2 separate regions of the Homo sapiens genome follow, and region 2 is linked to region 1. Evidence: chromatin loops called from intact Hi-C (ENCODE). Cell type or tissue: B cell. All regions are shown on one strand. Each heading gives the region's core, and the rest is flanking DNA. Links, peaks and the distances in the headings are about the cores only.

Region 1 (15,578 bases), core at 3,363-11,362:
GGCTGAGGCACAGCAGTCACTTGAACTTAGGAGGCGGAGGTTGCAGTGAGCCAAGACTGTGCCATTGCACTCCAGCCTGGGCAACAAGAGCAAAACTCCATCTCAAAAAAAAAAAAAAAAAAAAAAAGGTTGTGTCATATTCCTGGCTAAAAACCCAGATGATGTGACTCTCCTCTCTCCCTATTCATAGGCAGGATTGTAAAATATATCTTTTTTTTTTTGAGACAGTTTCATTTTGTCACCCAGGCTGGAGTGCAGTGGCATGATCTTGGCTCACTGCAACCTCCGCTTCCTGGGTTCAAGCAATTCTCTTGCCTCAGCCTCCTTAGTAGCTAGCCACCACACCTGGCTAATTTTTGTATTTCTATTAGAGATAGGGTTTCCCAATGTTGGTGAGGCTGATCTCAAACTCTTGACCTCAGGTGATGCACCTGCCTCAGCCTCCCAAAGTGCTGGGATTACAGGTGTGAGTGACTGCGCCTGGCCTGTAAAATATATCTTGACCTAGATCACAGATGCAATGATTACTCTCATACCTCACAGTATTTAATAGGAGAGATGCTCTCTCTTGCTCTCGCTCTCTTTTTTCTTTTTTTTTTTTTTTGAGACAGTTTTGTTCTTGTTACCCAGGCTGCAGTGCAATGGCGTGATCTCTGCCCACCACAACCTCTGCCTCCCAGGTTCAAGCGATTCTCCTGCCTCAGCCTCCCACGTAGCTGAGATTACAGGCATGTGCCACCACGCCCAGCTAATTTTGTATTTTTAGTAGAGATGGGGTTTCTCTATGTTGGTTAGGCTGGTCTCGAACTCCCAACCTCAGGTGATCTGCCCACCTCGGCCTTCCAAAGTGCTGGGGTTACAGGCATGAACCACTGTGCCCAGCCCAAGATGCTGTCTCTTAACAGCTAGGCCTAGAGTCATGAATATGATTCTGGGTCTCCTTGTACAAAGGTCATGAAGAATTGCCACTTTCTTGCATACTGTATAAATCTCTTGTGGTACAGAGAGTGTCATTACAGGGTTCAGCATACAGATGAGATTGTTTCTCATATACACTCCCCACCAACTGTTAGAATTGTCACCCTCACACATGGACAGAGCCCACTGGTGAGGCCCTGAATCTCACACACACACACAGTCTACAGTTAAAATTGTGACTGTCATATGTGAACATCTGGCTAGAGTTGAAATAATGACTTATTTCTAAATCCAGTTCATAGGTGAGAATTCTACCTGTCTAAGCCTAGGTAGGATAGTCAACATGTCCCTAATTGGCTGGGGGACATGTTGACTCTCCTACCTGGGCTTAGGGCCAAACAGTTCATGGAAGGGATGAAGGCTCTCAGCTCTCATGCACAGATCCAGTTGGTGAGATTGTCACTAGCATACTTAGACCCAACATACTCTGATACCTAGAACTGGGACATGTGCAGGATTTTTAATTACTGGACCTTCCTGCAGGTGTGATTGTGACATATGTCTTTGTTACACACCTGAGTGGTTTGATGTTCCTGCCTTGGTTCAACCCAAAGTGAAGATTGTGATGTGTCACTGGACCCAGCATCTCAGTGATGTGACTCTTCTTTTTGGACACCACAAATTTTGGGTATTGTCAAATATTGCTGGATCCTGTACCCATGTTATGTGACTCTCCAACCTATGTCCTGCATGTTGTGCCATATTGCAGCACAATGTGTCACATTAGACATCATTACATATTGCTGGGCTCAACACCCAAGTGATGTAACATTTTCCTGGGCCTTGACTACAGGGGGCTTTGTGACATAACTGAATGCCCATAACCATGGTAATGTTACTCTTCTCCTGCCTGGTCTCTGCTCACAGGGAAATTGTGACATACCATTGGCCTAGCATCTTGGTGATGTGACTCTCCTCTTTTTCTCAGGCCCCACATATTTGGGTATTGTGACATACCCAAATGTGACACTGGGCTCAACACCTAAGGGACGGGAGTTCTCTACCTGGCCCCTTCCTGAAGGGGGCATTGTGACATACTTCTGCACAGGTATGTCACAGTTATTACCTAGGAGATGTGACTCTCCTCTTTTGCCAGCACCCTGCTTACAGGGAAAATTGTGGCACATTTCTGTGGCCAGCAACCAGGTGATGTGTTTCTCCTGCTTGGGTCTTTATTACAGAAAAGATGGTTGACATATCACTAGGCCCAGCATCTAGGCGATGTGACTGTCTTCTTCTGCCTGGTCCCTGCTTACAGGAACATTGTAGCATATTGCTATGCCCAGCACTTTTCTCTTCTTTTAGGTTTTGCCTGCAGGAGACTTTGTGACATTGCTGGGCCCTGCACTGACATTATCTGACTCTTCTGTCTCTGCCTACTTGGGCCATTGTGACATATTGCTGGGTCCAACATCCAGGTGATGTAACTTTTATGCCTGGGTCCTGGCACCAGAGGACATTGTCTTTGCACCACTCACACAGGTGATGTGATTTTCTTCTGTTACCTGGTCTCTGCTCACAGGAAGAATTGTGACCTTGGCCAGGCTCGGTGGCTCACACCTGTAATCATAGCACTTTGGGAGGCCGAGGCGAGTGGATACCTGAGGTCAGGAGTTCGAGACCAGCCTGGCCAACATGGTGAAACCCCCATCTTACTTAAAACACAAAAATTAGCTGGGCGTGGTGGCAGGCGCCTGTAGTTCCAGCCACCCACGAGGCTGAGGCAGGAGAATCGCTTGAACCAGGTAGGCGGAGATTGCAGTGAGCCGAGATTGCGCCACTGCACTCCAGCCTGGGTGACAGGGAGACTCCATCTCAAAGAAAAAAAAAGTGACCTTTTGCAGCACATAGCTGATTTGACTGCTTTGTGGAGTACACCAAGCAGGTTGTCAAACTGGTGGTCCCTTTACTGAAATTTTATTTCCACAATGGTGTTGGAGGGGCAGCAGCAGAATCCGTGCCTTTTCTTCTGGAGTGTGTGAGAGTCCGTGGTCCTGAGTATCTCACACAGATGTGGCAATTTATGTGATGTTCTGATTAAGACCATTGGTACAGAAACAGATTCAGATGTCCTCAGAAATAATGCATTGTTTAGCAAAGTGCATTGAAGTTATGGGAGATGGATGCCTTAATAATGAACACTTTGAAGAACACCTTTGCCACATGTCCTCAGGACCTTCTGAGGGCTGTGTCATGGGGCATGGTCACTCATATTTGACTCAATAAATTTCTTCAAATATTTTAAAGAGTTTGACCCTTAGTCGACACAGTTGATGTGTGGAGCACTCTTGCTGTGCCAGCCAGTGTTTCAAAGCCATTTAGATATTTTTGCTCATTAAATCTTCATCAGCAGAAACTCTGTAGGTAAGTTTAATGATTCCTCGTGTCACAGACAAGGTGACTGAAAGAAGAAAAAATTCAGGAACTTGCCCAAAGTCAGCCAGATAGGAAGTGGCTGAGCTAAACTGTGCTCTAACCTACTCCTTGCTTCCCTTTTACAGACAATGCCATTGTGCATTGATTAAACAACTATTCATTGAGCACCTGCCATGGGCTGAGGCCTGTGATTGGCACTGGGAATATAGTGTAAACAAGACATAGCTCCCCGGAACAAAAGTATAAGGAAGTAAACAACAAACACCAAGATTATATCAAAGATGTGAAATGCCAGAACATGCCGCTGCTATAAAGAATGTCCACAGGGTTATTGGGGGTAGGTTCTAATTAAAAGGAGGTGAGTAAAGCAAAGCTTTCCAGAGACTGCCAGAGCTGAGCCAGGTCTGGAGGCTCTTATCAATGTCAGTATTTAGTTTGTCTCAGTTTCTTTGTATGCAGCCCCTAAAATCTTTAGAATGTCTGAAAAGAGAAGCATCTTTTGTATGTTAATGAGATGATTTCTGGCTGGAGGCTTCTGGACAGCCTCAGGACCAGGATTGATTGCCAGAGAAACCAATTGTGTAATAGAGGATTAAAACTCTCAGCTGGCTGGGCGTGGTGGCTCATCCCTGTAATCCCAGCACTTTGGGAGGCAGATCGCCTAAGGTCAGGAGTTCAAGACCAGCCCAGCCAAAATGGTGAAACCCCGTCCCTACTAAAAATACACAAATTAGCTGGGTGTGGAGGTGAGCATCTGTAATCCCAGCTACTCAGGAGGCTGAAGCAAGAGAATCGCTGGAACCTGGGAGGCAGAGGCTGCAGTAAGGCGAGATCAAGCAACTGCACTCCAGCCTGGGTGACAGAGCAAGATTCCATCTCAAAAAACAAAAACAATCAAAACTCTCAGTTTAACTTCTTACCTCCTTGGATGGTAGAGAAGCCATCCGGGCTTTGTAAAAGTAAAAGGAGTACCTTATTTGATTCAACTAAATAAATTGTTAAATAAAGGGGAATGTCAATGAAAAGCTCTTCCACCCCAGCCTCACTAGTTAAAGTGCCAATTAGGGGAAGTTTTTTTGGTATCCTGAAATTGCTTTTGGCCTTTCCATGCATATCATCCTTAAGAAAGGGCACACTCTTAAACCAACCTGTGACCTCATACCATTCTAAAAAAAAAAAAAAGTTTATACCAAAAGTGTACAATTTAGCTGTTTTCATTAAGCCAACAATATTTTATAAGCATATGCAAGCAAAGGTTATTCTGTCATGTGCTGGGCTTTATCATTTGTAACCCTTAGGGCAAATCTTATAGTATTGTTGGAGGAATCATAAAACCACTTGATTTTTTTTTGAGACAGAATCTCACTCTGTCAGTGAGGGTAGAGTACAGTGGTGCAATCTCGGCTCACTGCAACCTCTGCTTCCTGGGTTAAAGCCATTCTCCTCCCTCAGCTTCCTGAGTAGCTGGGATTACAGTCATGCACAATGGTACCTGGCCAACTTTTGGTATTTTTAGTAGAGACAGGGTTTCATCATGTTGTCCAGTCTGGTTTCGAACTCCTGACTTCAAGTGATCCACCCACCTTGGCCTCCCAAAGTGCTGGGATTATAGACATGAGCCACTGAGCCTGGCCAAAAACCCCTTGATTAAAAAAATGTTCCAGACGCAGTGGCTCACACCTGTAATCCCAGCACTTTGGGATGCCGAGGCGGGTGGGTCCCAAGGTCGGGAGTTCAAGACCAGCCTGGCCAAGATGGTGAAACTCCGTCTCTACTAAAAATACAAAAATTAGCCAGGCATGGTGGCAGGCGTCTGTAATACCAGCTACTCGGGAGGCTGAGGCAGAGAACTGCTTGAACCCGGGAGGGGGAGCTTGCAGTGAGCCAAGATCGCGCCACTGCACTCCAGCCTGAGCGGCAGAGTGAGACTACATCTCAAAAAAGTTAACAAAATGCTAACAATATTTAAGACATTGCTGATACTACTTTACCAATAATTTTAAAGTCGCCTTATTAAAGATTATACATAAGTCACAAACTTTTTTTTTTTTTTTTTTTTTGAGATGGAGTCTCACAGTCTCGCCCAGGCTGGAGTGCAGTGGCACCATCTCGGCTCACTGCAAGCTCCGCCTCCTGGGTTCACGCCATTCTCCTGCTTCAGCCTCCTGAGTAGCTGGGACTACAGGCGCCCACCACCTCGCCCAGCTAATTTTTTGTATTTTTAGTAGAGACGGGGTTTCGTCGTGTTAGTCAGGATGGTCTTGATCTTCTGACCTCGTGATCCACCTGCCTTGCCTCCCAAAGTGCTGGGATTACAGGCCTGAACCACCGTGCCCAGCCTCTAATTTTTTATTTCTGATTTAAAGTTGGATGTCTTGGCCGGGCACGGTGGCTCACTTTGGGAGGCCGAGGTGGGCAGATCACGAGGTCCGGAGATGAAGACCATCCTGGTTAACATGGTGAAACACTGTCTCTACTAAAAATACAAAAAAAATCAGCTGGGCGTGGTGGCACGCACCCATAATCCCAGCTACTGGGGAGGCAGAAGTAGGAGAATAGCTTGAACCCGGGAGGTGGAGGTTGCAGTGAGCCAAGGTCGCATTGCGCTGCTGCACTCCAGCCTGGGTAACAGAGTGAGACTCTGTCTCAAAATAAATAAATAAAAAGAAAGTTGGATGTCTTGTAAGATAATGCTGAGTAATGCAGAAATACACGTAGACATTTATGCATGTGATTTGTACTTACACAGACCCCCCCACACCACAAAATAAAACAGATAACCACAGCCTGACCATTAGGGCCAAGGTCAAATAGCAAAATAAGTTTGCCTTTAATCTGTTTTCTTCATATATAAACATTGGAGGTCAAGACTGTGGACAAGGCTGGGCTCATGCCTGTAATCCCAGCACTTTGGGAGGCTGAGGCGGGTGGATCATGAGGTCGGTAGTTCAAGACCAGCCTGGCCAAGATGGAGAAATTCTGTCTCTACTAAAAATACAAAAATTAGCTCGGCGTGGTGGTGGGCGCCTGTAATGTCAGCTACTCAGGAGACTGAGGCAGGGAATTGCTTGAACCCAAGAGGTGGAAGTTGCAGTGAGCCAAGATCGTGCCACTGCACTCCAGCCTGGGTGACAGAGCAAGTCTGTCTCAAAAAAAAAAAAAAAAGGCCGGGCGTGGTGGGTCACGTCTGTAATTCCAGCACTTTGGGAGGTGGGAGCCGGCAGATCACCGGAAGTCGGGAGTTCAAGACCAGCCTGACCAACATGGAGAAACCCTGTCTCTAATAAAAATACAAAAGATTAGCTGGGTGTGGTGGCACGTGCCTGTAATCCCAGCTACTTGGGAGGCTGAGGTAGGAGAATTGCTTGGACCTGGGAGGTGGAGGTTGTGGTGAGCCGCGATCCTGCCATTGCACTTCACTGCACTCCAGCCTGGGCAATAAGAGTGAAAGTCTGTCTCAAAAAAGACTGGACAGATATGAAGACATAGAGTTTACTTCTCCTGTCACCCCATCACTTGTTGTTCACTGTTTAATCTGGAAGGAAGGTGGTCAACAGGTGGCCAGCAGTGGTCTATGTGTGGTTATTTTATTCTTGCTGCCTTCTGCTCTTTTATGGCCACTATCTGTTCCACCCTGGGAACTGAAGAGATGTTGGTAGGAAGAGGCTTTCCCCCACCTCTGATGTCCAGGCCCTTCACTCAGCTGACATCGCAGCTGCACTTCAATATGGCAGCTATTGGCCACGTGTGGCTCCTGGGTGCCTGGAATGTCGCTGGTCTAAACTGCGATGTGCTGGAATGGTAAAATACAGAGTGAGTTTCAAAGATTTAGTGATATATATATATATATATATATATATATATATATATATGTATATATATATACACACACACATATATATACATATATACACACATACATATATACATATATACACACATATATACATATATACATACATATACATGTATATACATATATAATTATTGCTCACATATTAAACTGATAATATTTTGGATATATTGGGTAAGTTAAATTGTTACAATCAACTCCACCTTTTTCTTGTTTCTTTTTAAAGTTGGCTACTAGAAAATTCAAAATTCACATGTGGCTTATATTTTATTTCAGAGGATTGCCTTTTTAAAAAAGTCTCAGGCTGCTTGCTCAAATGCCAGAAGCCAGGAAGATCATAAAAACTGAAATTTTAAAATTATTGTTATTATATATTTTTCATTTGTGAATAGCCGTATAGTATGTTATTTATAAATACATGAAACCTCATACACGAGGTCAAATGCAAATACCCTCCGGGGTGGGCTAAGCTCAGGGAGGAAGCCCTGCCTGAAAACGCTGCAGCTTAGGCTGTCACTCTTTCTTCATTCAGTCCAGCGTTTGGTCAGGTCTTCTGTCACTTAAGGCCTGAAGGGGCTGGGCCTTAGACGTTTTCCAATCAGGGACCCTGAGCTGGGGACCGTCCAATCAGGCACGCAACTGGAGCGGACAGGGCGGCTTCCGGGATTTGGCGGGGCCTTTGTCTCTCGCTGCAGCTGGAGCGCTTGGTCTCGTCTTCCCTGCTTTGTGTCCCCTGCTCTTAGAGGCCCAGCCTCTGTGGCCCTCTGACCTGCAAGCATTGGGAGATCCACAGCTAAGACGCCAGGGCCTCCCCTGGAAGCCTAGAAATGGTGAGAGTGGCGGCTCCGACATCCGGAGAGAGAGGGAGGGGCTGGTTGAAACCTGTGGGAAGTGGCTGTGGCGGACTCGGGCCTCCCCGCAGTCATCTCCACAAACTGCGCCCTGAGTTCTCCTTGCCCAGCTGGGCCTCAGTCCCCTTCAGCCATAAGATGGCGGCTTCGCTGACAGCCGGCCCCCGGGCGTCTTGTCTCTTCCCCGCCCAGTGACTGTGCCCTGACCTGGAGCCCTCTCTGGGCAGCTCTGCTCCCGCAGCGCAGCGTCTCTCCCAGATTGTGCAGGGACCAAGGGAGGGTAGTCAGGGGAGAATCCTGACTCGGGGAGCGGGTTCATGAATGGGAAGGGCTTTAGTCCGCTGCGTTTCCAGTTCATCTTTCCCCCTATTAAAAATTTATGGCAGGCCGGGCGCTTTGGTTCACGCCTGTAATCCCAGCACTTCGAGAGGCCGAGGCGGGCGGATCACCCGAGGCCAGGAGTTCGAGACCAGCCTGGCCAACATGGCGAAACCCCATCTCTACTAAAAATATAAAAATTAGTCTGGCACAGTGGCCTGCGCCTATAATGCTAGCACTTTGGGAGGCCGAGGTGGGCGGATTACGAGGTCAGGAGTTCGAGACCAGCCTGACCAACATGGTGAAACCCCCGTTTCTACTAGAAATACAAAAAATTAGCCGGGCGTGGTGGCGCGGTCCTGTAATCCCAGCTACTCAGGAGGCTGACGCAGAAAAATCGCTTGAACCCGGGAGGCGGAGGTTGCAGTGAGGCGAGCTGACGCCATTTGCTGTCCAGCTTGGGTGACAGAGCTTGACTCTGTCTCAAAAAAAAAAAGCCGGGCATAGTGGCGCATGCTTGTAATCCCAGCCACTCGGGAGGCTGAGGCGGGACAATCGCTTGAACCTGGGAGGAGGTTGCAGTGAGCCAAGATCGCGCCACTGCACTCCAGCCTGGGCGACAGAGTAAGAAGACTCTGTCTAGAAAAAAAAAAAAAAAAGGCAGTCTCTGCAAAAATATTAAATAATTTAATCAAAGAGTGGTTCAAAAATTTTAGAGCACCCCTATGGGTTGTAGTTTTTGGTTTATAAGAGGGGCTTGAAGGACTTTGATAAGGTGCATGATGCAAAAATCCCAAATTCAATAATTGGTTAGGTACAGTTATATTCTTTCTGTCTTCCTGTCTTTGTTTGTTTGTTTCTCTCCTCTTTTCTTCTTCTTAGTTTTTTTTGTTTGTTTGTTTGTTTTGTTTTTTTGAGACGGAGTCCTGCACTGACGCCCAAGCTGGAGTGCAGTGGCACGATCTGCAACCTCCACCTCCCGGGTTCAAGTGATTCTCCTGCCTCAGCCTCCCAAGTAGCTGGAATTACAGGCGCCCACCACCATGCCCGGCTAATTTTTGTATTTTTAGTAGAGACAGAGTTTCAGTATGTTGGCCAGGCTGGTCTCGACCTTTTGACCTCAGGTGATCCACCGGCCTCAGCCTCCCTAAGTGGTAGGATTACAGGCATGAGTCAGTGCTCCCTGCCTCAGTTTCTTATTTTCCACCTTGAACGTACAAATTTCCTGGTTGTGTAATTGGAGCTTAATTGACAGTTTATAGTCGGTTAAGCCTGAATTTTGTTTCCTCTAATGTAGTAATTTACAAAAAAAAAAAAAATGCATTTGAGTTAGATTTTTTTTCAAAGCAAGAATCCAGGGCCTAGATTTCCACCTCAGACTAATTGCCTGGCACTTAACTATTTTCACACTCCACAGAGGACTGATTTTCCCCGCATTTTTTACGTGTGTTCCAAGCAGGGTCTCCCGTGTATCCCCCAGTTCTCCTTACCTCCAGCCTAACTCTGGCTTGAAGTAAAAATACATACTAAATTTCCAGTTCTGACAATCTCGAGAACTGAAAATTTAGTACTTTACTTCAAGGAACTGTCAACTTTCTTTCCCTAATTCACATTATGAACTATTTGTCCTTTAGTGTATATTTTTCATACTGTATTTTAATTATTTACTGACAACACATTGAAAACATTTTAAAAATTTGTTTTCTGTTTTTAAATATTTTCCATGAGAAGAAAGCAAAGAGTAATCCCCTGACACTGTATTTTAAAAAATATCTGTGCCTCTTTTTCTTTTATCTTCCCTAAGCACAGAGATCATAATGCTTTGGGGGTCAGTGTTTTTTGTAAACTTTATGGGGTGATGTGTCCTCAGCTACCCTTTAGTTTTTTCCTGGTCCTGTACTATCTGAATAAACCAAGATACCCACCATGTCTATCTGCTAGAGTTAATATCAGCTCTTGGGTCATTTTCTCTTATAGAACAAGCTGAGGTATGGAGTGTAGCCTCTCAAGAAGAAGGTGAATGCCCTGGGGCTTAGAGGGATCTCCTGGTGTATTCTTCCTTTGAAAAGCTAACCCTTTGAGACATTAAGATTGTTTTTATCCAAGCCATTTTCCATTTCTTGGAGACATATTGCTGGTCAGCGATCAGACGCTGGTATTGAGGGGAAAACAGAAATAATTTCTGCCAGCTGGATTCTCCAAGATTTGTGAAAAAAAATTGTATCCCCAAAGACAGATAAAAACCTCATCTCAGTGAGCTAGTACAAGAACTTGCCAAGTAAAATGCACTTGGGGCACTCATTGGGGCGTAATGCAGTGTCTCCTGAGAAGGTGGTCATTGGACACTTAAGTGAGCAGGATGGGGTGGGAAAATCTCTCCAGGGATTGGATGGCCTGACTTGACGAATGAGTCAGACACATCTGTTTTCTAATCAGCACTGCCACTCCTTTGTTTTGTCACCTTGAAAAGATTTGTTCACTTATATTGACTCTTTTAAACTGTAAATTGTATTTTATTAGTAGAGCTTGAAAGGTGAGAAAATATTTACAAAAACATAAAATAGACAGGTTTCAAAAAATACCTACTCATATATTCCATTGTTAAAAATTCTCATTTACTTTTTTTTCCCCACTGTGAGTTTAGAAATTTTCTCAGGTACATTTTTTATTTTTTGAAATGGAGTCTCACTCATTTTGTTGCCAAGGCTGGAGTGCAGTGGCATGTTCTCAGCTCACTGCAGCCTCTGACTACCAGGTTCAAGCGATTCTCCTTCCTCAGCCTCCTGAGTAGCTGGGATTACAGGTGCACACCACCATGCCCAGCTAATTTTTGTATTTTTAGTAGACACGGGGTTTCGCCATGTTGGCCAGGCTGGTCTTGAACTCCTGACCTCAGGTGATCCGCCCACCTCGGCCTCCCAAAGTGCTGGGATTACAGGCGTGAGTCACCGTGCCCAGCCTTCTCAGGTGTGTTTTTTTGCCTGAGTGTTTTCAAACACAATTTCAAGCATTAGCTTTTAGAGAGCTATCAAGGAAAAGAATAAGGAAAATTTCTCTTCCATTTTGGCTGTAGAAAATGAATACATGTTCACAAGAAAATGTGGTAGATAATTGCTGAGTTACATAGATTGATAAAAACATCAGTTCCTCTTATTGCAGGGTAAATTTCTGAGAGTGAATATCTCTGTTCTATATCCTGTAATCTTGATGTATGAGTTTAATGCTAATTCTTTTTTTTTTTTCCCCTGAGACAGAGTCTTGCTCTGTCGCCCAGGCTGGAGTGCAATGGTGCGATCTTGGCTCACTGCAACCTCCGACTCCGGGTTTAAGCAATTCTCCTCTCTCAGCCTCCAGCGTACCTGGGATTACAGGTGCATGCCACCACGCCCAGCTAATTTTTGTATTTTTAGTAGAGACAGTGTTTCACCAGGTTGGCCAGGCTGTTCTTGAACTCCTGACCTCGTGATCTGCCCGCCTCGGCCTCCCAAAGTGCTGAGATTACAGGTGTGATCCACTGCGCCCGGCCGATGCTAAATTTTATAAGACAAAACTTGGTACCTCCTAGAGGTGTCCCCATATGACTAATTGTTTACTACATGATTTATAATGGAGATAATAAAGTATTTATTGTCTGAAAGAAAGTTTAGATTCTTTTGCTTTTCTTATTGAGGTATAAAACTTAAGCACCTTAAATTTTTTTTCTTTTATATGAGCACTGTGTTTGAGTAATTTTACTTGATTTTTCAAACACTGAGTTTCAAAACCTGAGTGAATAACTCTTACTGGAAAAGTAAAGCTTGAGCCCAGTGACTCCAAGCTAAAGGCTCATATTGATCCTGCAAAAGAAGGTTATTAAAGGCCCAGTTAGTTCTTCCTGGGGAGCCTCCCCTGCAGATTTCCTAGCCTGCTCACTCCAGCCATGGAAGAAGCCTTTTATCTGAAGAGAAGCTATAGAGCCATGGAAAGCTGAGGACCCACAGACAGATGCAGTTAAGATGGAATGGGACTGAAAGGATCTTACTGAAGATAAAGTTGTTCTTGCTTTGAGGCGTTTCTAGACTTTTAAATATAAAGTTAGATTTATATTTAAAAAATTAAGTTCCAAAGGAGTATTGGAACAGGAGGAAGTACCAATTATAAGGTCTTTAAGGATCTCAAAGGTTAGGCAGACAAGGGTGGGTTTTTTTCATATTAAGGAGCAACCAAGATGAGAAACAAGGTGGGAGGGGAATGGCAAATGAAGGGTGAAAAAATCAGATTCTAAATCAGATAATTTTTTTTTTTTTTGAGATGGAGTCTTGCTCTGCTGCCCAGGTCTGGAGTGCAGTGGCGCGATCTCTGCTCACTGCAAGCCCCGCCTCCTGGGTTCACGCCATTCTCTTGCCTCAGCCTCCTGAGTAGCTGGGACTACTGGCGCCCGCCACCACGCCTGGCTAATTTTTTGTATTTTTAATAGAGATGGGGTTTCCCCATATTAGCCAGGATGGTCTCGATCTCCTGACCTCGTGATCCACCTGCCTTGGCCTCCCAAAGTGCTGGGATTACAGGCGTGAGCCACCGCACCTGGCTAAATCAGAGAATGTTCTTAGGAGGAGCATATAATGGGGTTGTATGTTGGCTTAGACTGAGGGTAGCTCAAAAGTTCAGGAGCTGTGGGAAGGAGATAAACTTGTTTGATTAAGTAGTATTTTATTTTGACCACTGAAGACAAATTCAGCTGGGTTTTCTAAGAGAATAAGAAGAAAATGGGCAGAATCTATGTCTGGCTATGTGATAGGTAAGAAAAGAGTGCATCATCTAAGTCATAATGGGATGTGTGTTTCTTTCCATAAACTGTTTCTGGAGCACACAAAAGATGGAGAATTTTATTAATTATAGCCATTTACCAGGATTACCTACGTGCTTCATCTCTCCCCACCTCTTTTCTTTGTCTTACACATTTCTTTCATTTGACTTTTCCTGGGTTGTATCTTTTATAATAATCCGGTCAACATAACTACAGTGTTTTTCTAAGTACTGTGTATAGCACTATTAAGTTATTGAACTTGAGCAAGTTTATGGGAGTCCTGAATTTTTAAACAGTAGCTCATAATGGGCTCATAATTTAGAAGCATAAATGGGCCCATGGGGTTTGTTACTGGCAACTGTAGTAAGAACAATATTTTGAGACCAAGCCCTGAATCAGCATCTGTGCTGACTCTGGGTGGTGTCAGAATTTAAATGTTAGATAAAGAATTGGTGTTGGAGAGTTGCTTGGTGTTCAGCAAACTCTATAGATTTTGTGCCAGAATAAAAATACCATAAAAGGTCTAGCCTGGAATAAAACTGAGTGTCTGGGAATGGGAGGCTCTGCTCCTATGTACTGGCTGTCACACTGCCCATTGTTTTCTGATTCCAGGTCTTCTCTTAGAGTGAGAGAGGACTGAAAACTTAGAGGAAAGAATCTCTGATGACAGACCTTCTCTTTCCACAGTTGCCACCACAGGATTCCCACCGACTCACAATCATGCCCACTAGACACTGATGCATCCACACCCCTCTCAGGACAAGGCACCACCCTCAGGAACTTCACCACAGCATTTTTGATTTAGCATTTCTTGCAAAAATCCTTCAAAAGTGTCTACGAGTCTCCCGGCATATTCCTGTTCCCCAGACACCGAATCTGCAGCAGCAACCTGTTCTCCCCACCAACTTAGGGTTCTGGGCCACTTGTTCATAATCTCACGTGCCTGCATGGACCCAGAAATAAATAGCACAAACCAATCTTTCAGTTTACATATTGCACTTACCCCCACCCGTCGAGTTTTTTCCTTTCAACTTTTAATTTTAGTTCAGAGGTACACATGCAGGTTTATTACATAGGTAAGATTGTGTCATGAAAGTTTGATGTAGATTATTTTTTCACCAAGATACTAAGCATAGCACCAAACAGGTATTTTTTTTTTTTTATTTATTTAATTTAATTTTTTTTTTTTTTGAGATGGAGTTTCACTCTTGTTGTCCAGGCTGGAGTGCAATGGTATGATCTCGGCTCACTGCAGCCTCCGCTTCCTGGGTTCAAGTGATTCTCCTGCATCAGCCTCCCAAGTAGTTGGGATTACAGGTGCCTGCCACCATGCCCGGCTAATTTTTATATTTTTAGTAGAGACGAGGTTTCATCATGTGGACCAGGCTGGTCTCGAACTCCTGACCTCAGGTGATCTGCCCAACTCAGCCTCCAAAAGTGCTGGTATTACAGGAATGAGCCACCGCGCCCGGCCCAAACAGGTCTTTGTCCTGCCAACCTCAACTAGGCCTGTGTCTGTTTTTCCCCTCTTTGCATCCATGGGTTCTTATTATTTAGCTCTTACTTATAAATGAGATAGTGCATTTGTTTTTCTCTTTCTGCATCAGTTTACCTTTTTTTTTTTTTTTTTTTTTTTTTTGAGATGGACTCTCGCTCTGTCACTCAGGCTGGAGTGCAGTGGCGCGATCTCAGCTCACTGCAACCTCTGCCTCCCAGGTTCAAGTGATTCTCCTGCCTCAGCCTCCTGAATAGCTGGGATTACAGGCAAGCCACCACGCCTGGCTAGTTTTTGTATTTTTGGTAGAGACGGCGTTTCACCATGTTGGCCAGGCTGGTCTGGAGCTCCTGACCTCAAGGAAGCTGCCCTCCTTGCCTCCAAAAGTACTTGGATTACAGGTGTGGGCCACCATGGCTGGCCTTTCTGCATTAGTTGTCTAAGAATAATGGGCTTCAATTTCATCCATGTGACTGCAAATGAAATGATCTTGTTCCTTTTTTATGGTCATACAGTATTCCATGATATTTACATATTATATTTTCTTTCTTTCTTTCTTTCTTTTTTTTTTTTTTTTTTTGAGATGGAGTTTTGCTCTTGTTGCCCAGGCTGGAGTGCAATGGCACGATCTTGGCTCACTGCAACTTCCGCCTTCCGAGTTCAAGCTATTCTCCTGCCTCAGCCTCCCTAGTAGCTGAGATTACAGGCATGTGCCACCACACCTGGCTAATTTTGTATTTTTAGTAGAGCTGGAGTTTCATCATGTTGGTCAGGCTGGTCTCAAACTCCTGACCTCAGATGATCCACCCGCTTCAGCCTCCCAAAGTGCTGGGATTACAGGTGTGAGCCACCACGCCCGGCCTGTATTATTATTATTATTATTATTATTATTACTTTTTCTTTTTTCAGACGGAGTCTCGC
Region 2 (15,578 bases), core at 4,949-12,948, 130 kb after region 1:
CTGTATCATCAAGCATTTCCAAGAATAGTAATTAGCTTTATCCTCTTGTCCTCTAAATTTCATTTGTTATCTCTTAAAATAGGCATTATTTTTAACAACTTTAACAAAACCTATCCTGCAGAACAGAGACTGGCATCCATGGCTCAACAGAGACCTGCCTTGCTTAGAAATTTCTTCTGCCAGATAACCTAAATCATCTCTCTCAAGTTCAAAGTTTCACAAATCTCTAGGGAAGGGGCAAAATAACACCAGTCTCTTTGCTAAAACATAAGAAAAGTCACCTTTGCTCCAGTTCTCAGCAAGTTCCTCATGTCCATCTGAGACCATTTCAGCCTGGATTTTATTTTCTATATCATTATCAGCATCTTGGTCACAGCCATTCAACAAGTTTCTAGGGAGTTCCACACTTTCCCACATTTTCCTGTCTTCTGAGACCTCCAAACTGCTCCAACCTCTGCCTGTTGCCCAGTTCCAAAGTCACATGCACATTTTCAGGTATCTTTTCATCAATGCCCGGCTCTACTGGTAACAATTTTTTGTATTAGTCTGTTCTCACACTGCTGATAAAAACACACCAGAGACTGGGAAGAAAAAGAGATTTAATGGACTTACAATACCACATGGCTGGGGAGGCCTCGCAATCATGGCAGAAGGCAAGGAGAAGCAAGTCATATCTTACGTGGATGGTGGCAAGCAAAACGAGAGCTTGTGCAGGGAAACTCCCATTTTTAAAATCATCAGATCTTGTGAAACTCATTCACTATCATGAGAACAGTGCAGGAAACACCTCCCCTCATAATTTAATCACCTCCATCTGGGTTCCTACCACAACATGTAGAAACTGTGGGAGTTACAATTTAAGATGAGATTTGGGTGGTGACATAGCCAAGCCATATCACTAGTCTAGACTAAAAGTTTCTGTATGATAAGAACCATAACTGCTCTACCTATTTTTCTAATGATAATATGAAATGAAAGCAATCAGTTTATCTGTTTTAGTTTCTAGACCTCTTCCTTGTTTTTCACCCAAGTACAAGAAAACTGGGGAAACTATCATCTGAGTACCAACCAAAATTATCTCTTGTATGAGGGAGGAACAAACACAGAATGACTCATTTCTTTTACACTGAGAAAGAAGTAGCATTAACCACTCTTGTCAGCCTGATAAAATTCTGCTCTGGATATTCTCAAATGTTTCAAAGATGGCTAGGTAATTGTGAGAGGGTTCCCAGTTACCCTGGGTTGATTGCCCAATGATAAGCCAGGCAGGAGAGACTCAGGCTGATTCTAAATAAAAAATGGAACTGCTCTGGTCGAGCTCCAGAACCTGGATCACCTGTCCTGATTCTAGCTCTTCAGTAAGAGGAAGGACAACAATACTGTATTCCAGTCTTGCATTTTACTGGTAGGTATAGTTGTGGTTATGGCTCTGGATACTTTGTAGCCTTGATCTTTCACTCCTAAGATGCTTGTTTACATTTACAGATTTGGCCATCAGATTCTATTTACTCTCGGAACCTCTCACAGAATGTAGAACATGCAGCACCCTGCTTGCGTTCTCCTAGTGGCCAGTGTCCTCTCTTTACGCCTACCAACTTCCACTGAAACACAGCCCACAACACACAGCTCAAAGCTGCTGGTTCACATCTTACATGAACCCCAATGCCACAGCAGTACTCTAGTGTCACATCAGAGAGTGGAGCCTGCGCTGCAGGGAGAGGAGACTGCAGGCCTCCTGGGTAGAACTGCACCTTCACAGTAATGGGAATGGGAGCAGTATTTCACCCTCAGTTTCTATTTATAAGGGTGACATAAAAAAAAAAGTACTGCTAGATTTCCAGCATGAATCCAGATAGAGATAACTCCAAGAATATTCTCCCTGTGACAACCCACCTCATTCACAGAGACCATGGGATACTAATAGGGTTTCTGAAACAGACACCCAAAGCATTGGAGAGAAAAACAGCTCTCAATCTGAGCAAGATTATATTGAAAGAAAAAATAAGCTAAAAGCATCTTAAGAAAAAACTCAGATTAGATGTAAGACTGATCAACTTGGCCAGAAGATAGTCCCCCAAAAGGAATTTTTCTTGAAACACTCAAAATGCATGGCTACTCTCAGCATGAGAAACATGAGCATTATGAAAAAAAAAGGCATGTTCTCAGCAGAATTTTATAAGGTTTCTTTTTTTTTTTTTTTTGAGATGGAGTCTTGGAGTCTCGCTGTGTTGCCTAGGCTGGAATGCAGTGGCACGATCTCGGCTCACTGAAAGCTCCACCTCTTGGGTTCAGGCCATTCTCCTGCCTCAGCCTCCCAAGTAGCTGGGACTACAGGTGCCCGCCACCACTCCTGGCTAATTTTTTGTAGTTTTTAGTAGAGACGGGGTTTCACCATGTTAGCCAGGATGGTCTTGATCTCCCGACCTCGTGATCCACCTGCCTTGGCCTCCCAAAGTGCTGGGATTACAGGCGTGAGCCACCGTGTCTGGCCTATAAGGTTTCTTTTTCATGTCTGCTGCTCTCCCATCTCCTAACCAGTGAATTGGGGATCTATATTGGAATACATCTGACAATTTTCACCAGCACTTTTTGATGAAAAACTGGAATCTGACTTTGTTATACAGTGGAATATATTTGAGCTTGCAACATAGCTAACTGAAGAGCTATTATGGTTTTGGGTGGTCACATAGCCCATTATGTTTATTTGTCCTGTAAAAGCAGCATTCAAATTCAGTGAAATGAAAGACACTAAAACAATGCTTACCTATAATTATCCTATTGGATAAATTAATAAGCATGTCAAACTAATAACAACTGTAACAATTTTGTAGTGAATTTTCTTTGGATATTAGATATAAATATCTAAGTATAAATAATTTTAATGTACTTGTCATAATGTATGTAGAACTTTAAAAATATCTATAACCATAATTCAGTTAAAACACTTTATATTTCAAGAGTATAAATAACAATATTAAAATGACTAAAGGGATTTATTCAAATATTGTAGCCTTATATTCATACTATTATACAAAATGTTAATTTGTGTGAATGCAAGTTGTCTACAAACACTACACCTAACTATACTAATTGTTCTGAAGTAACAGAAACCAAAGTCCACCTACAGATTCCACTATTTAGTGAATAAACTGAACTGTTCTTGCCTTTGCAGTGTAAGTACTTTAGCCTGCAAATATGAGATAATTACCTTGGATAATCAGTTTTCTGTCAAAAAAGTTTACTCAGTATCTTTTTTATTCTTTATCATTCTGTGTTGCTAAATTTAATCTTATCTTTGTGCTCAACTTTTGTGTGCTCTTAAAATAAGCTTTAAACGGCCCGATGTGGTGGCTCACGCTTGTAATCCCAGCACTTTGGGAGGCCAAGGCAGGAGGATCACCTGAGGTCAGGAGTTTGAGACTAGCCTGGCCAGTATGGCAAAACTCAGTCTCTACTAAAAATATAAAAAAATTAGTCAAGGGTGGTGGCAGGAGCCTGTAATCCCAGCTACTTGAATGGCTGAGGCAGGAAAATCATTTGAACTGGGAGGTGGAGGTTGCAAGGAGCCAAGATCGTGCCATTGTATTCCAGCCTGGGCGACAAGAGTGAAACTCTGTCTAAAAAAAAAAAAAAAAAAAAAAAAAAAGCTTTAAACAAATTTGTGTCTACTTTAAAAGACTAAAAATGAAAATAAACAAAAACAAAAAAAAACCTTTGCCAAAGCAAAAACAAAGCAATGGTTCTGAGGTCCTAGATGAAGACAATTCTGAGTCAGAAAGAATAACAAAAGGTTTATATAGCTGTTACTATGATTTACATATATTTCTAAAAAGCAGAGAAAACTATCTACGTGTAATCTAAATGTTTTAAAAAAAGAGAGATGAACAAAATATCCTCCCTTACTTTCACGTAAGAGAATAAAGCCTCTTATCTTTAATTTATACTTTTTTCTACAACAGCCAAGTCTCTGGACATGTTCTTGAACACTGGACATCTGAACTTCAGTAGACACTGGATGCAGACATCTAAGCTGTAGCCTTGGGCATACGGTATGCACTTGAAAGAATGTTTATGAAAAAAAGCAGACAGAAAAAATATGTTATTAAAAATCCATGCACGCACATGAATAAAACAAGTTCTGCTGGGCATGGCAGCTCACGCCTGTAATCTCAGCACTTTGGGAGGCTGAGGCAGGTGGATCACGAGGTCAGGAGTTCAAGACCAGCCTGACCAACATGGTGAAACCTGGTCTCTACTGAAAATACAAAAATTAGCCAGGCATGGTGGCACACTCCTGTAATCCCAGCTACTCAGGAGGCTGAAGCAGCAGGAGAATCTCTTGAACCTGGGAGGCGGAGGTTGCAGTGAGCCGAGATCGTGCCACTACACTCTAGCCTGGGCAACAGAGCAAGACTCTGTCATACACACACACACACACACAAAGTTCTTAGAGAACTATGAAGAGATTTAGATTCTGACTCCTACAACACCCCATGGACACTATTAGACAGATCACTGAGGCAGAAAATTAACAAAGATATCAGAACTAAATGCTTGACCAAATAGTCCTAATAGACATCTACAACACTCTCCATCTGAAATCTACACAGTATACACTCTTCTCACCACCACGTGTCAAATACTCTAAAACTGACCACACAATCAGAAATAAAACAATTATCAGCAAATTTAATAATACCCAAATCATACCAAACACATTCTTAGGCCACAGCTTGATAAATATATAATTCAACACAAAGAAAACTACTTGAAATTATACAATTACATGGAAATTAAAGAATCTGCATGTGAATGACTTTTGAATAAATAATGAAATTAAGGTAGAAATTAAGCAGTTTTTTGAAACAAATGGGAACAAAGATACAACATACTAGAATCTCTGCAACATGGCTAAGACAGTGGTAAGAGGGAAATGTATAGCACTTTTTGATGCTCACATCAGAAAGTTAGAAAGAGGTCAATATAACAACCTAACATCATAAATAAAAGAATGAAAGAAGCAAGAGAAAACCAACTCCTAAGCTAGCAGAAGACAAGAAGATCTGAACTGATGGAGATTTAGACATGAAAAGTCATACAAATAAGAAATCTATTGAGTTAAATCTTTTGAAAAATTTAATAAGATAATAACCACTTATCTTATTATCTTATAACAAAGTTAATAAGATTAATAAACCACTAATAAGATTAGTGAAAAAAGAAGAACCAAATAAACACAATTAGAAATGACAAAAGCGACATTACCACTGACCCCACAAAAATATGAATAAGTACTGAAGTCTACTACAAACTTCTCTGTGAAAACTAGAAAATCTAAAAAAAAAAAATGGATAAATTTCTGGAAAAATCCATCTTCCCATAACTGAACAAAAACAACAAAATGAATCAGTGAATAGACCAATAACAAGCTCCAAAATTGAAATAGTAGTAAACAGCCTACCAACCAAAAGAAAGCCCAGGACCAGCCAGTTGTGCTGGCTCATGCCTGTAATCCCAGCACTTTGGGAAGCCGAGGTGGGAGGATCACCTGAGGTTAGGAGTTCGAGACCAGCCTGGCCAACATGGTGAAATACTGTCTCTACTACAAATACAAAAATTAGCCGGTCATGGTGGCACCCGCCTGTAGTCCTGGCTACTTGGGAGGCTGAGGCAGGAGAACTGCTTGAACCTGGGAGGTGGAGGTTGCAGTGAGCCGAAATCCCACCACTGCATTTCAGCCTGGGCAACAGAGCGAGGCTCTGCCTGAGAAAAAAAAAAAAAAAAAAGAAAGAAAGTGAGTCCAGGACCAGACAGATTCACAGCTGAATTCTAACAAATGTACAAAGAAAAACAAGTATTATATCTTACAAAACTATTTTAAAAAATTGAGAAGAAGGGACTCCTCCCCAACTCATTATATAAAAGCAGCATCATTCTTTTTATTTATTTATTTATTTATTTTTGAGACGGAGTCTCATTCTGTCGCCAGGCTGGAGTGCAGTGGCGCGATCTTGGCTCACTGCAACCTCTGCCTCCTAGGTTCAAGTGATTCTCCTACCTCAGCCTCCCGAGCAGCTGGGATTACAGGTGTGCACCACCACACCCAGCTACTTTTTGTATTTTTAGTAGAGACAGGGTTTCACCATGTTGGCCAAGATCATCTCCATCTCTTGACCTCCTGATCCACCCACCTCAGCCTCCCAAAGTGCTGAGATGGCGTGAGCCACTGCTCCTGGCAACAGCATCATTCTAATACCAAAATCTGGCAGAGATAAAACAAAAAAAGGAAACTTCAGGCTAATATCCTTGATGAACACTGATGTAAAAATCTTCAACAAAATACTAGCAAACCAAATCCAGCAGCACATTAAAAAGCTAATCCACTATGATCAAGTAGGTTGTATCCCTGGGATGCAAGGTTTGTTCAACATACACAAATCAATATGTTTGATTAATCAGATAAACAAACTACAGATAAAAACCACAAAATTATTTCGATACAGAAAAAGTTTTCAATAAAAGTTAATATCCTTCATGTTTAACACCCTCAACAAACTTGGCATTGAAGGCAAATAGTTCAAAATAATGAGTTATCTATGACAAACCCACAGCCAACATACTGAATGGACACAAGCTGGAAACATTCCTTCTTGAAAACTGGAGCAAGAATGCCTTCTCTCACCCCCACTATTCAACATAAAATTGGAAGTCCTGGCCAGAGCATTCAGGCAAGAGAAAGAAATAAAACACATCCAAACAGGAAGAGAGGAAATTAAAACAATCTCTGTTTGCAGATGATTCTTTTTCTTTTTATAAAATTTAGCATTAAACTCAGAAATTAAGATAACAGGATAGAGAACAGAGATATTCACTGTCACAAATTTACCCTGCAAAAATAACAACCGATGATTTCATAAATCTTGTAACTCACCCATTATCTACAACATTTGGTTGTAGAATGCTACCAAATAAAAGAATAGGTAAAATCTGCCATTTGGATACTATTTTTTCCATGAATCTCAGAGAATCCGAGGGGCAGAAATCACTTCTGTTTTTCCCTCAATACCCGCATAAGATTGGCTGACCCGCAATGTGTCTCTAAGAAAGGGAAGCTAGGTTGGGTGAAGACAATGTTAATGTCTGAAGTGGTTAGCTTTTCAAAGACACCAGGAGATTCCTCTTAGCCCCAGGGCATCCACCTGCTCTCTTGAGAGACTACACTTCATACCTCTTGTTGTCCTGTGAGAGAAAATGACCCAGAAGCTAATAATCATCAAACACTCTAGCAGACATAGCCATGGTGTGTACCCTGGTTTATTCACAGCCAGTACTGAAAACCAGGACCAGGAAAAAACTAAAGGGTGGCTGAGAATACATCATCCCATAAAAATTAAAAAAACAAAAAAAAAAAACAAAAAACAAACTTGACCCCAAAACACTTTCACAAGATCTCTGTGCCTAGGGGAGACAAAAGAAAAAGAGGCACAGAGATTTTTTTACAATACAGTGTCAGGGAATTAGTTTTGGTTTATTTTCATGGGCGATATTTACAAACAGAAAACAAATCTTTTTAAATGTCCCACCCAATGGTTTGTAAAAAAATAATTAAAATACAGTATCAAAAATGTACCCTAAAGGACAAACAGATAATAATGTGAATTAGAGAGGGAAAGTTGGCATTTGGGATAATCAGAAGAAACTGGAAATTTAGTATTTTACTGCAAGACAGAGTTAGGCTGGAGGAATGGGGGTTGAGGGGTAGACTTGAGACCCCGTTTGAGAAACATGAAAAAAAAATGCAGAAGATCAGTCTCCTGTGGAGTGTGAAAATAGTTAAGTGACAGGCAATTCGAGGTACGTGGCTGCGATGCCTGGATTCCTACTTTAAAAAAAAATGTAACTCAAATGTATTTTTTTGTAAATTACTACATTAAGGAAAACAAAATTTAGGCGTAACAAACTATAAACTGCCTATTAAGCTCTGATTACATAACCAGAAAATTTGTACGCTCAAGGTGCAAATTTAGAAACTATGTAACTGTACCTAACCGATTACTGAATTTGGGTTTTTGCATCATGCATCTTATGAAAGTCTTTCCTTCAAGCCCGTCCCATGGATAACAAGCTACACCCCATAACTGGGTGCTCTACAATTTTAGAATCATTCTTTAATTAAATTCTTTAATATTTTGGTGATGACTCCCATAAATTTTTAACAGAAGGAAAGAGGAATTGGGAACGCCACAGACCAAAGCTCTTCCCATTCATGAACCCGCAGCCCGAGTCAGGATTCTCCTCTGACGATCCTCTCTGGTTCCTGCATAATCTGGGAGAGACGCAGCGCTGCGGGTGCAGAGCTGCCCAGAGAGGGCTCCAGGGCAGGGCACAGTCACAGTGCAGGGAAGAGACAGGACGCCGGGGCCCCGGCTGTCAGCGCGGCCGCCATCGTATGGCTGAAGGGGACTGAGGCCGAGCTGGGCAAGAACTCTGGGCGCAGATTGTGAAGCTGACTGCGGGGAGGCCTGGGTCCCGCCACAGCCGCTTCCCACCGGTTCCAACCAGCCCCGTTCCCTCTCTCGGGATGTCGGACCGGCACTCTCACCATTTCTAGGCTTCCAGGGGGCCCTGGCGTCTTAGCTGTGGATCTCCCAATACCCGCAGGTCGCAGGGCCACACAGGCTGGGCTTCTACGTGCAGAGGACACAAAGCAGACAGACGAAAATTGGAGCTTCGGCGGCAGCGAGAAACAAAGGCCGCGCCAAATCCCGGAAGCCGCCCTGTCTGCTCCAGCTGCGGGCCTGATTGGACGGCCCCCCGCCCAGTGTCCCCGATTGGATAACGTTTAAGGCCCCGCCCCCTCAGGCCCTGAGTGACAGATGTGATCAGATGCTGGACTGAATGAAGAGTGACAGCGTAGGCTGCAGCCTTTTCGGGCAGGACTTCCTCCCTGAACTGAGACAGGCCCACCCCAGAGGGTACTGACTTTAACCTTTTGTGTAAGATCATATGTATTTATAAATAATACGCTATATGAATATTCACAAATCAAAAGAACATAGACCGGGCGCGGTGGCTCACGCCTGTAATCCCAGCACTTTGGGGGGCCGAGGCGGGTGGATCATCTGAGGTCAGGAGTTTGAGACCAGCCTGGCCAACAAGTGAAACCCCGTCTCTACTAAAAATACAAAAAAAAAAAAAAAAAAAAGTAGCTGGGAGTAGTGGCGCGCGCCTGTAATCCCAGCTACTCGGGAGGCTAAGGCAGGGGAATCGCTTGAACCCAGGAGGTGGAGGTTGCAATGAGCCGAGATCGTACCACTGAACTCCAGCCTGGTGACAGAGTGAGATGAAAGGAAGGAAGGAAAGGAGGAAGGGAGGAGGAGAGAAAGAGAGAGAGAAAAAGAAAGAAAGAAAAGAGAGAAAGAAAAGAAATAAGGAAAGAAAGGAAAGAAAGAAAGAAAAGAAAAGAAAAGAAAAGAAAAAGCAGAATAACCACAGGTAGATCACTATCTGGTGACCACCTTTCTTCCAGAGATCAGACACTGAACAAAGGATGATGGGGCCACAGGGGAAGAAAACTCTATGTCTTCAGATCTGTCCACAGTCTGGACCTCCAATGTTAGATATGAAGAAAACAGATTAAAGGCAAAATTATTTTGCTATTTGGCCTTGGCCCTAAGTGTCAGGATGTAGTTTTACGTTTTCTCCTGTGCGTGCGGGGACTAAGGACCAATCACATGCATACATATCTACATGTATTGCAGCGTTACTCAACATTATCTTACAACACATCTAACTTTAAATCAGGGGAAAATATTAGTACCTTTATGGAGCCCACTGTTAGAAGGTAACTAGTAATCAACCTGTCATTAAATCATGGCACCTATCTGCACTGGGTGCATGTATTAGTTAGCTATTGCAGCATAACCAACCATCCAAAACTTATTAGGTAATAATTGAGATGGTCAGCCATTTAGGCTGGGCTCACTGGGGCCATTCTTCTGGTCCCAGCTGAGCTCCTTCAGACATGTATCAACAACTGCTTCTTGACTAGGAAGCTGTGCTTCTGGGGGTAAGCTTCTGCTTCTGGGGGTGAGCTTCTGCTTCTGTCAACAGAGGCACTTTGCTTCTCTTCCCCACCCACCATGTTATGTTATCCTCCAGCTGGCTAACATGTGCTTTGTTCATGGAGAGGGCAGCATTCTGAAAGAAAAGCAGAAGCATTCAAGACCATTTGAGCCTAGGCCCCAAACTGGCACACGGTCATGTTCACAGGTTTCTACTGACCTGAGGAAATAAGGTCAGCCGTATCTAGGGTCTGGAAAACAGATTCCATATCTCAATGGGAACGGCTGTAAAAAAGCACGTGGCAAAGGATATAGGAGGGATGAAAAATTGCTGCAATTTCTGCAATTAGTATCATTCTGCCTTTTTTGCATATGTGGTTTATACAACTCTTTCACATGAAGAAACTTGTCCAAAGACCCAAAGCTACTAATTGGCTGGGCTGAACCTCAGGATAAATTCTGACTCCAAAGCTCAGGCACCTCCATAGATCAAACTATATTACTAGAGTAACTGCCACAGACCCTTGAAATTCTGGAGAGTGACACTTCTGCAAAAGAAGACAGTTTTTTTTTTTTTTAGATTTGTGCCCACATAGTACTGTTTATTATTGGAAATAATCCTGTCAAGAAATTGCAGAAGCACATGGTGGTTCACACCTGTAATCTTAGCACTTTGTGAGGCTGAGATGGGAGAATAACTTGAGCTCAGCAGTTCAAACACAGCGTGGGCGACATAGTAAAATCCTGTCTTCATGAAAAAAAATTAGCCAAGCATGATGTTGCATGCCTGTAGTCCGAGGTACTCTGTGACTAGGGCAGGAGGATGGCTTGAGTATGGAAGGTAAAAGCCGCAGTAAGCCATAATTGATTACACCACTACACTCCAGCCTGGGTGATAGAATGAGACCCCATCTCAAAAAAATTGCAGAAACATTTTGAAAGGACATAGAATAATTTGGAAAAATAGCTGAGGGATGAGTTTAGAAAATCAAAGCCCAACAACAGATTATTCATTTTTGATCAGAGAATACATTTGAAAACTTCTAAAAGAAAAACAACTTTAGGGCCGGGCATGGTGGCTCACGCCTGTAATCCCAGCACTTGGGAGGCCGAGGCGGGCGGATCATGAAGTCAGGAGATCGAGACCATCCTGGCTAACACGGTGAAACTCCGTCTCTACTAAAAATAAAAATAAATAAAAATAAATAAAATAAAAATAAAAATAAATAAAAATAAAAAAATTAGCCGGGTGTGATGGCGGGCGCCTGTATTCCCAACTACTGGGGAGGCTGAGGCAGGAGAATGGCGAGAACCCGGGAGGCGGAGCTTGCAGTGAGCCGAGATCGCTCCACTGCACTCCAGCCTGGGTGACAAAGCGAGACTCCGTCTCAAAAAAAAAAAAAAAAAAAGAAAAGAAAAAGAAAAACAACTTTAGATAAACTAAATTTAACAGAGTTTTATTGGGCAAAGAGGGATTTGCAAATTGAGTAGCCTGTGGATCCAAAGTAGGCTCTGAAATACTCCAGCACAGCAACATGATGGTGAAAGATTTATGGACAGAAGAAGCAAGGTGACATCAGAAAATAGAAGTGAAATACAGGAACAGCTAGATTGATTACAGCTTGGGATTTTCCTTATTTAAACATGGTTTGAACATTTGACATCCTTTTATTGGCCAAAACACAGTTGTTGGTACAAAAATGAGTACAGTCTATTTACACATTCAGTTAGGTTTCAGTTTACTATGTAAACAAAACAAAACAACAAAAAAACTTATTGACCAAACTTAAACATGAAAGGGGGTAGATTTAGGGTATAATTAAACAATTTCTCCTTTTTTGGTCATCTTCTAAATTTTGATAGACCAAAACTTTAGACATTGATAACACTGTCACCATCAAAAATGTACTTAGTCTCAGATTCCACTGTGAAATAGCAGAACTATGGGTTTTGTAAAGTGGAATCAAGAAATTCAGGTTATTATTTTATTATTATTTTTAAAGGTTTGAGTAGAGGGAAACCCCTTGTGTTAAGATCTGCTGTTTACAGAAGAAAAACAAAACCTACAGAATCTACCTATTTCCTTAAATTTTCAGTTTGATTTTGTCTGTTTGGACCTAGTGCACAAGCTCAGTCCAGAATGATGGCCTCTAATAATTTTGTTCAAAAAATTTTCAACAGTGCACAGTGTAACCAAAACTCAGGGCCTTAGTACCACTGTTTCCATTATTTAGGGTCTTTGTTCTTATGTCATTCCTAGGTTATGGTTTCATCATAGTTACATATGTCTTTGAGTTTCTGTCATTCCAGTTAGTGAGAGACAATTTTATATTCTACAGGTGATTGCATGAAAACATTTCTAACTTTTGAGAATACAATGCAGCAGGGAGACTACTATTTTGACTACCAGGAGGATAATACGAAGAGTTTGAAGCGTGCTTTTTAACCAGGGTCCTCATGAACCACCAACTAACATTACATAGATCAAATAATTAGCTATAGTCTACTTATTTTAACCAAACAGCCTGTTCATTAATCCCCTACAACTGCATCTCTGTAATACCCAATGTATTTCTCCATGTGCAACTACAAGAATTAGCAACTGCAGACACTTCTGTTTATACAGTAAGTAATCCAAAGAAATTATATGATTCAGCACAACTTTAGCAAAAAATTTAAAGTCTATTGTGTAACCATAGCCTTTACAGTGCAATCTGCTATAAAGCCCTATGATAGGGGATACATTTCTAACCATTGCCTCATTTACTCTAAACCAGGGGGAAAAAAGACCTATCAAAGGATGCCCATTTAGAAAAGTAATGGCACCCTGGCAATGCTCTTTAACCTATTTTGAATAAGTTCTCTTTAACTTGTGAAATAGGTTAAGAGCAGTGGACACACATTCTGTTTCTGATGAGACAACAAATGTCCCATTAAAATTTCTCACCCATATTGGCCTTCCAGTTTTTTTTTTTTTTTCTTCTATTTTTTTGAGACGAAGTCTCGCTCTGTAGCCCAGCCTGGAGGGTAGTGGCGCGATTTCAGCTCACTGCAACTTCCACCTCCCGGGTTTAAGCGATTCTCGTGCCCCAGTCTCCCACGAGTAGCTGGGATTACAGGAGTGCACCACCACGCTGACTAATTTTTGTATTTTTAGTAGAGATGGGGTTTCACTATGTTGGTCAGGCTGGTCTCAAACTCCTGACCTCATGATCTGCCCACCTCAGCCTCCCAAAGTGTTGGGATTACAGGCATTAGCCACCGTGCCTGGCCTGCCTTTCATTTTTTACCTATAAAAGATGTTATGTTTTTTCACACGTTGGCTGCAAAATTCTCTACATATAAGTATACCCAATGAGTGCACACAAAAGATGCTTTTTAAATTTCTATTGTTTGTAGAGCCATAAACAAACTTAACTAAGAGTATCATGATAGCAAATGTGTCTTGATTTTTGATCTTATTAAAAAAGCTATCTACATAAAGATATCCATCTGCTTTTTAGGAGAAATCTTTCTGGTTAGCTTTAAGATCTCCTATGGGTTTACAATTAAAGAGTCTGGAGGGGCCCTTCTAAGTTGTGAGATTATCAACCCAGCTTTCAAAGTCTTGATGTCTTGCTTCAGTGTACATGGCAGGCAGACTCAATCTCTGGGTTCTAGATAATAAAGGGTTTTACTGTCCACAGTCAGTAGACTATTAAGGCTTTCTTCACCTTAAGGCTTTCTTCATATGCTTTGTCATAATGCATTAAAGCCTTTTTGAATTTAGTAATATTAGACTTCAGTAGCAGAAGATACATGAGGTTCTCTTAGGTGCATAGGCCTTCCAATGACTATTTTTAAATGGCCAACATATTTTTTCCACTCTAAATGGATCTGATATGTCATCAATCTGCAATTACAAAAGCAATCCAGTCAATTTAGTTAGTTTTGCTCAATACTACTGTATCTATCTTTTTTTTTTTTTGAGACGGAGTCTTGTTCTATCTCCAGACTGGAGTGCAGTGGTGTGATGTCGGCTCACTGAAACCTCCGCCTCCTGGGTTCAAGCAATTCTCCTGCCTCAGCCTCCCGAGTAGCTGGGACTACAGGCATGCACCACCATGCCCGGCTAATTTTTTGTAATTTTTAGTAGAGACGGGGTTTCACTATGTTGATCAGGCTGGTCTTGAACTCCTGACCTCAAGTGTTCCACCCACCTCAGCCTCCAAAACTGCTGGGATTACAGGCATAAGCCACCATGCCCAGCCTAATATCTTGTTTAACAGTTTTACAACTTGTCTAGAGAAATAAGTATCTTTATCACTGAAGATATGAGAAAACATGTATCCTAATATCCTTTTAGTTACTGTTATAACATCAACCCTCTTGCATGAGAAAACTTTTATACAAGAAAACATGCATTAAAATGACAATTAAATAAAATTTCTGTATAAATGTTTAAATGGCTCATCAGGTAGCAGAAATGTACAAGAAGTTTTGATTGTCTTATTGGGATTATATGCTTGACAAAAAAAATTGGTCTTAACCTATTTTAGTAATTTAGAAGAGTCACCACAAACTTAATTTATATTTAATTTAGATTATTTTATCTCTTCTGTGATGAGTAATGGAATGCAGAGCTGTTAATAATGGAAGCTTTAAGAACTCAGGAATGAACAAGTAGCTGTTGGCTGTCTAGGTTCTCCAAGAGTCCACACTTAACATTAAATTTGTCCTCTTAAATACCAGGTTTCTACAATTTAGGTGCACAGCACTGAAAACTGAGGGGTTATCATAGGTAATTTGACTTAGGCCACAGAGTTCATTCAAATGGCATGTCTAAAAAACTTCAGTACTGGCTGATTTAACACAATATGTGGCAGAATATTTTTCTAATATTTAATTAATCTTTGTTTTGCTTGGGTTAGCAGTTTTATAAGAATCAATCTCTTCATTAGGATTCTCAGAGTCCTTACCCAGTCCAAACAATTAATCCCAAACTGATCAGAAACCTATACTCGACTTTACCCATACTTTCATAAACCTCCTTAAAGACACTATATTTTACAATTTTGCAAGCTTTTGGAGTTTTGAGAAACTGCATTAGAATTAGACCATTAACTGTGGAAATGACTTAAAATGGTTATAAAGAGGCCAGACACGGTGGCTCATGCCTGTAATCCCAGCACTTTGGGAGGCCAAGGCGGGTGGATCACCCAAGGTCAGAAGTTCGAGACCATCCAGCCTGATCAACATGGTGAAACCCCTTCTCTACTAAAAATACAAAAATTAGCCAGGCATGGTGGTGCATGCCTGTAATCTCAGCTACTTGGGAGGCTGAGGCAGGAGAATCGCTTGAACCTGGGAGGTGGAGGTTGCTGTGAGCCAAGATCACACCACTGCACCCTAGCCTGGGCAACAAAAGTGAAACTCCGTCTTAAAAAAAAAAATGGTTATAAAGAGGCCAGACACGGTGGCTCATGCCTGTAATCCCAGCACTTTGGGAGGCCAAGGCGGGTGGATCACCCAAGG

Evidence for each region. Peaks named below come from ENCODE experiments on the same cell type or tissue, not always from the same donor. Only the 100,000 strongest peaks of a DNase experiment are listed, where the experiment ranks them.
Region 2: a loop joins it to region 1, with 14 times the contacts of the local background. A loop is called at or near these places in 5 of 110 quality-filtered maps.

The regions. Positions count from the first base shown.
Region 1 is chr19:23,242,699-23,258,276 of GRCh38, reverse strand. ZNF724 (zinc finger protein 724) reads left to right here and starts at 7,883. Exons shown (of 4, transcript NM_001355404.2): 1 at 7,883-8,037. The coding sequence starts at 8,035. It also overlaps the pseudogene IPO5P1. RefSeq lists a silencer at 7,783-7,842 and an enhancer at 7,973-8,262. In B cell, for the core only: no CTCF peak of the experiment used is centred there; a DNase peak (open chromatin) is centred at 7,816; H3K4me3 peaks cover 1,726 bases; H3K27ac peaks cover 711 bases.
Region 2 is chr19:23,110,201-23,125,778 of GRCh38, reverse strand. It overlaps ZNF730 (zinc finger protein 730), which reads right to left and starts at 8,754. Exons shown (of 4, transcript NM_001277403.2): 1 at 8,603-8,754. The coding sequence starts at 8,605. It also overlaps the pseudogene BNIP3P37 and the pseudogene LOC100419307. In B cell, for the core only: a CTCF peak has its summit at 9,332; a DNase peak (open chromatin) is centred at 8,808; H3K4me3 peaks cover 1,281 bases; H3K27ac peaks cover 720 bases.